Linked DNA regions of Homo sapiens: region 2 is linked to region 1. The links are chromatin loops, found by intact Hi-C in ENCODE. Cell type or tissue: GM12878. All regions are shown on one strand. Each heading gives the region's core, and the rest is flanking DNA. Links, peaks and the distances in the headings are about the cores only. Region 1 has its middle 140 kb from the start of MIR5192. Region 2 has its middle 99 kb from the start of TMEM17.

Region 1 (2,915 bases), core at 94-2,593:
TTAGCAGTGAAGGGGCATTGTTGTCTGGGGTAAATACCTAGGGTCTGTCGTCTGGCGTCAAGAAGATAAAGGACACAGACACACACGAAGAGTGAGTTTAGGAGCAGAGGTTTAACAGGCAAAAGAAAGAGAAGGGAGAGCAGCTCTTTCTCTTGTGAGGAAGAGGGGACATCCGAAAGGGAAAAGTCGGCCCATGGGGGACTAAGCCAGATTTTATAGGCAGGCTTGAGGAGGTGGTGTCTGATTTACGTAGGGCCCACAGATTGGTTGGACCAGGTGTGACGTTTGCATAGCTTGAGGGGAAGGCTGGTCACCCCACCCTTATTTTATTATGCAAATGAAGTCTTTCCCTGGCTGGTGCCATATTGTCTTTTCCTTACTGTACACATGGTTTGGCAAAGAGAAGCCGCCATTTTGAACATGGCTAGTCCCAGGTAGCCTTTTCCTATTAGCACGACTGCTAGCATTCACCTGTACAAGCTTCCAGCTTGTCTATGTCTGCAGCTCGATTTTACAGGTTGCTCTTCGTTAGAAAAGAGAATGATTTGGGGGCTGCTTTTCATTAAAAGGAAAACCTTACTGTGGTCTCCTGTACCCTCACTATCTACCTAAGTAATTTCTTCTTAACTCCTGTATCAGCAGCAGCCTCAGAAACAAAAAGTTTCCTCTGACCTTCTCATGCTCTCCTGTCTCTCAGTCCCATTCTCCCCAGAGGCCAGCCATAGAAACTAGAATCTCTCTTCCCCAAGGCAGGTCATCGAAACCAGAACCCTTTTTCCCCAGAGCTAGTCATAAAACCTAAAAATATTACTCTAATTTACTCCAATTATCACCAAAATAATTAGATAATATGTAAATTATCTAAATATTACTCTAATTTCCTCCACCTTTCCATGTAAAAACTGGACATAAAGAAATTATCTGGGCCAGGTGTGGTGGCTAACACCTATAATCCAAGCAGTTTAGGAGGCTGAGGTAGGAGGATTCCTTGAGGCCAGGAGTTCAAGACCAGCCTGGGCAACATAACAAGACCCCATCTCTATTTTAAAAATTAAAATAAAATAAGAAATTACCCTGACCTACCTTGTTTGACTGTAGGTCATAAGAGTCCCTTTCCAGACAGGACTCTGTCTCATACTCAGAAGGAAGGAATAAGTGGTCAGAGGCCAAGAAAAATCTAGACAGAGAGGCCTTGATGGGTTTTCCCACTTATTTAGATCATACCTTCTTGTCCAATCATATTTCTATACAGCTGTCCATACTTTTTTAAATCTAAGCATAAAAATTATAATTGTCCTTGTATCTTTGGGTCTTCATGCTAACAGCTCCCATGTAGACATGTTAAATAAATGTGCATGCCTTTTCTCCTATTAATCTGCCTCATATCAGTGATTTTTTGGTGAATCTTCAGAGGGCCAAGGGAAACCTTCAAAGGGCCAATGGGTTCCCCTTGGCCCCTACAATGCTAAAGCACCATAATTGGAGATATTGTGTTCTGAGCCCCAATAATAGCTATTCTAGTGGGCACGAAATGAGATCTCATTGTGGTTTTTCTGGGTTTTGTTATTTAAGGTAAAATGTCACATGAAGTCTTATACTATCTATCCTCCACCATAACCACCACACAGATTGTCTCTCATGGTAGCCTTTAATCTCCCTCTGGGAAACACACCTTTCTTCTTTTTGGCTTTGCTTTTCTTGCTTCTGTTTTTCACTGCAAGTCATCAATTTCTGATGAAATACACTCATCCCAAACTGAGGCTTGAAAAAACTGGTGTAATATAGTTACTTTTCATACTGTGTAATTTTTGTCTTTAGTAACTTTCCAAACTCTGAAGTTATCTCTTAAAGAGGTTCGTAGCTATCTATTTCATAAACTGTGTTATTAACACCAAAGGTTTATTTTGCTAATTCGAGATCTGACTTCTTCTGTGATTTCTTTAGTTGCGATTTATCTGCTGTTTTTTCTGGTGTTAGCACTTTAGGTTTTTCACGTTCTTCTAACTTCTTCTTGATTTCTTATTATCTTTTCTTCTGTTGCCGTTCTTTGTCTTTTATTGAAGCCATCCTTACAGGGTTAACAAGAATTTTGGCCAGAAATATAGTTATAATTAAGCATTATCGGGTGTGGTGGTTCATGTCTGTAATCCCAGCACTTTGGTGAAGCTAAGGCAAGTGGATCACCTGAGGTCAGGAGTTCGAGACCAGCCTGGCCAACATAGTGAAACCCTGTCTGCACTAAAAAAATACAAAAATTAGCCGGGTGCGATGGCGGGCACCTGTAATCCCAGCTGCTTGGGAGGATGAGACAGGAGAATCATTTGAACCTGGGAGGTGGAGGTTGCAGTGAGCCGAGACTGTACCATTGCACTCTAGCCTGGGCAACAAGATTGAAACTCAGTCTCAAAAAAAAAAAAAAATTAAGCATTAATCAGGCTGTGCTTTGACTCACTTCTTTGTAACCTTAAGTCACTTATGTAGCACTAGACGCTTACCATTTACATCCCCAATGTTCCTTTTCAGAGGTTAAGACTTTTGTTTAAAAACTGCTTTAGCAGATTCTGAATTCCAGCAAAACAATGATGCCAACCAATTTAAAGACCCCCACGGAGGAACTGAATCAGCACAATAATACACTCTCCTTACCTCCGTGTCTCATCACTTCACCCTGCATTCAGCCAAACAATCTCCACACTTGGGCCCACTCCAAAATCCTTAAAAACCCTAGCCCCAAACTCCTCAGGGAGATTTGAGATCCCATTTGGCTGTCCTATGATTAAACCTCTTCCTCTGCTGCAACCTGGTGTGTCGGCATACTGACTTGCCATGCGCACTGGGCGATGACTTTATTAAGGTTAGAGTATCTTCTCTGTCATTTTTTTCTTTTCTGAAAATTTTACTTCTTTTTTTTTTGA
Region 2 (2,915 bases), core at 200-2,699, 58 kb after region 1:
GTGAGAACAGAACAGGCTGAGACTTTGGGGAAACAGGCAGGGATGGGAAGGAAAACCAGGAGAGTGTGGTTAAGATGTAGCTGTAGAGCTTATACCTATCAGATTGGCAAATATTAAAAACTTGGATAATATCAAGTACTGCCAAAGGTGAAGGAAAACAGAAACCCTCTGGGAATGTCATCCAGTATAACCTTTCTGGGAAGAAGTTTAGAAATAGTAAGAGAAACTAAATACAGACAGATCTTCCCACCCAGCAGTTCCATCCACTCCTAGATACTGAGCCCAGAGAAACTCTTACAAAACATGTAAGAGGATGTCCATTGCAGAATTGTTTGTAATAGGGACGATTTGAAAATACCTAGAAATTTACTAATAGGAAAATAGATAAAATGTGTTATATGCAAATGATGATAATAATTCAGCAGATAAAAGGAATGCTCTGGTCACATCCACTTGGATCAATCTCAAAAACATAACTTTGACTGGAAAAGGGTGAGAAGCAGAATGAGATGTATACCAAAGACCACTTACACATATTTTTATTTATTTTATTTATTTTATTTTATTTTTTTTTGAGACGGAGTCTCGCTCTGTCACCCAGGCTGGAGTGCAGTGGTGCGATCTTGGCTCACTGCAACCTCTGCCTCCCAGGTTCAAGCGATTCTCCTGCCTCAGCCTTCCGAGTAGCTGGGATTACAGACGTGTGTCACCACGCCTGGCTAATTTTTTGTATTTTTAGTAGGGACGGGGTTTCACCATTTTAGCCAGGATGGTCTCGATCTCCTGACCTCGTGATCTGCCCGCTTTGGCCTCCCAAAGTGCTGGGATTACAGGCATGAGCCACGGTGCCCGGCCCACATATTTTAAAAATATGCGCAAAATAACACCAATCTCAGACCTGCGTGCAAATCAAACTACAGATTGGGAGGGAAGACACACAAAAATCACGGGAATGGGTCCTGTGGTAAGAGGAGAAAAACGAGATTGGGGATGGGCTGAAGGGGGCCAAAAAATAAGGTTAACTAAAATACAATTGAGTCCAGCGCATACCAACAAAGACGCCATGCCTTGAACCAAGAAGTATGGCTAATTCATTTTGGGCACATGAAGTCTTTGCAAGCAGAAAAAAACTAAACCAAAACAATACATCAGTTAATGTTTAACAGAAGTGGAAACAGAACTCAAGGGAGTGGCTGTGGCTACCCAGAGGTCTAATATGCACCCAGAGGTGGCAGAGGTTGGTCACTGTGAGGTTTGGATAGTGAGGGCAGAGGGTGGCCTCAGGCAACTCCAGGGGAAATCAGGTGACCCGGAACCTTCAGTCCCTGGTGATTACTTCTAAAAGACTGATCTCATTCTGGGGTGACCCCATGTCATGGCCTTGAGTCACTTTACTCACAGAAATTCGGTCTTCCTGAGGCACTGCTGACTGCTTTCAGGGAACTTGATGGTCACAAGATTTTCCCACAAAGATTGTTACCATGGGGTGCTTTCCATCTGTTATTAACCTCAGGTTTCTCCAGCAAAGTCAGCATATCCTGGGAACACAGACTCCTCCCGTCCACTTTTGTTGCCTGCTTTCAGTAACCAAAAGCTGTTTCTCAAACGGCATGTTATAGAACTCAGACTAGGACTGTGCAGCTTATTTTTCACATGGCGGGGACGGGGGAAGTGGTTCTAGCTAACAGCTCTGGTAATGCTTGAAGTCCCACTCTTGGGGAATGAAGGGGAGAAAGATAGATGATGAGTTATTTTCTGTCTCCTGAATCCATCCTTCTCTTCCTTCCTCTTCTCCCTCCTTTCCTTCTCAAACATATATTTACTGCTGAGTACACAACAGGCACTGTGCTAGGCACCATGTGATTTGAGTCTGACATTATCACCTGCCCTCAAGGAGGTTAAAATCTAGTGGGGAGGAAGCAATGATATCAAGCATGATGGAAGCGTAAGGATGCTTTGAGACACGGAGGCAGACAGCTGCATCTGATGGGAAGGTGTCAGAGACAGCTTGGAGGTGGAGCACCTTGAGCTGAGTCTGGAGGAACATAATGGAGTCAAGAAGAATGGGAGGAACCGGGAGAGGTATTCCTGCTGGAGAGGACAGCGTGGGCACTGGCTGGGAGCATGAAACAGCGTGAATCACTGGGAGGCTGACTGTAGTTCATCATGTCTAGGTTTGGTGCTCAGGACTGAACTCAGGCCCTATCTTCTCCCTGAAGCCTGCAGCAGGTGCCCCACCCCATCAAGTTCCAGCCCCCACCGCCCCCCAGCTCCACCTACTGACAGTCGCTTGTTTCCCTTCTGTTCTTTCTCTTAGGAATTTTTTTGGTGTGAAGTCTTCCTTTCCCAGTCTTAGAGAGGGTCCCAAGAGGCCAATGCTTCTCCCACCCAGTGCTCAGAGCTCTTATTCCACCATGGGGATGTCTTGCCCGATTCTGAGTGGGTACAGTGTTCACCGAGGAGGCAGGCTGAGGCAGTTGGTAGCAGCACTGAATCCCACCCCAGCCCATTGGGTTTTCAGTCTGAGGGGCTTCTCCAGTGTGTGCCTGAGCCTGGCTGACACCTGGGCCAGTACGCAGGTGAACATTCTTCTGGGAGGGGAACTGAAAGCCTGTTGTAGCCAGTTTCTCAGTGATCCTGATCTCCTGGTTTTCAGGCCCTTGAATGGTCTCCTGCCACATTGCATCAGGGTCGGTCTGCATGGCCCACAAGTACAGCAGAAGTGATGGCATATGCCTTCGAGGCTAGCTTAAGAAAGACACGGTGATTAGCCTGCATTAGTTTCTGCCTTGGGCTGCTCACTATGGAAGCCAGCTGCTGTGTTGTAAGGATGTTCACGCAGCCCTCTCAGAGGTCCCAGAGGTGAGGAACTGACGCCTCCTGCCAACAGCCATGTGAGGACCCATCTTGGACGT

What was found. A loop is a pair of places that touch in the nucleus more often than their neighbours do. Peaks named below come from ENCODE experiments on the same cell type or tissue, not always from the same donor. Only the 100,000 strongest peaks of a DNase experiment are listed, where the experiment ranks them.
Region 2: a loop joins it to region 1, with 4 times the contacts of the local background. A loop is called at or near these places in 5 of 110 quality-filtered maps.

What each region holds. Positions count from the first base shown.
Region 1 is chr2:62,347,344-62,350,258 of GRCh38, forward strand. No RefSeq gene overlaps it. Among named protein-coding and RNA genes, the nearest start is that of MIR5192, 140 kb to the left of the region's middle. In GM12878, for the core only: no CTCF peak of the experiment used is centred there; DNase peaks (open chromatin) are centred at 698 and 1,578; H3K27ac peaks cover 2,500 bases.
Region 2 is chr2:62,405,474-62,408,388 of GRCh38, forward strand. No RefSeq gene overlaps it. Among named protein-coding and RNA genes, the nearest start is that of TMEM17, 99 kb to the right of the region's middle. RefSeq lists an enhancer at 2,635-2,684. In GM12878, for the core only: no CTCF peak of the experiment used is centred there; a DNase peak (open chromatin) is centred at 1,328; H3K27ac peaks cover 1,422 bases.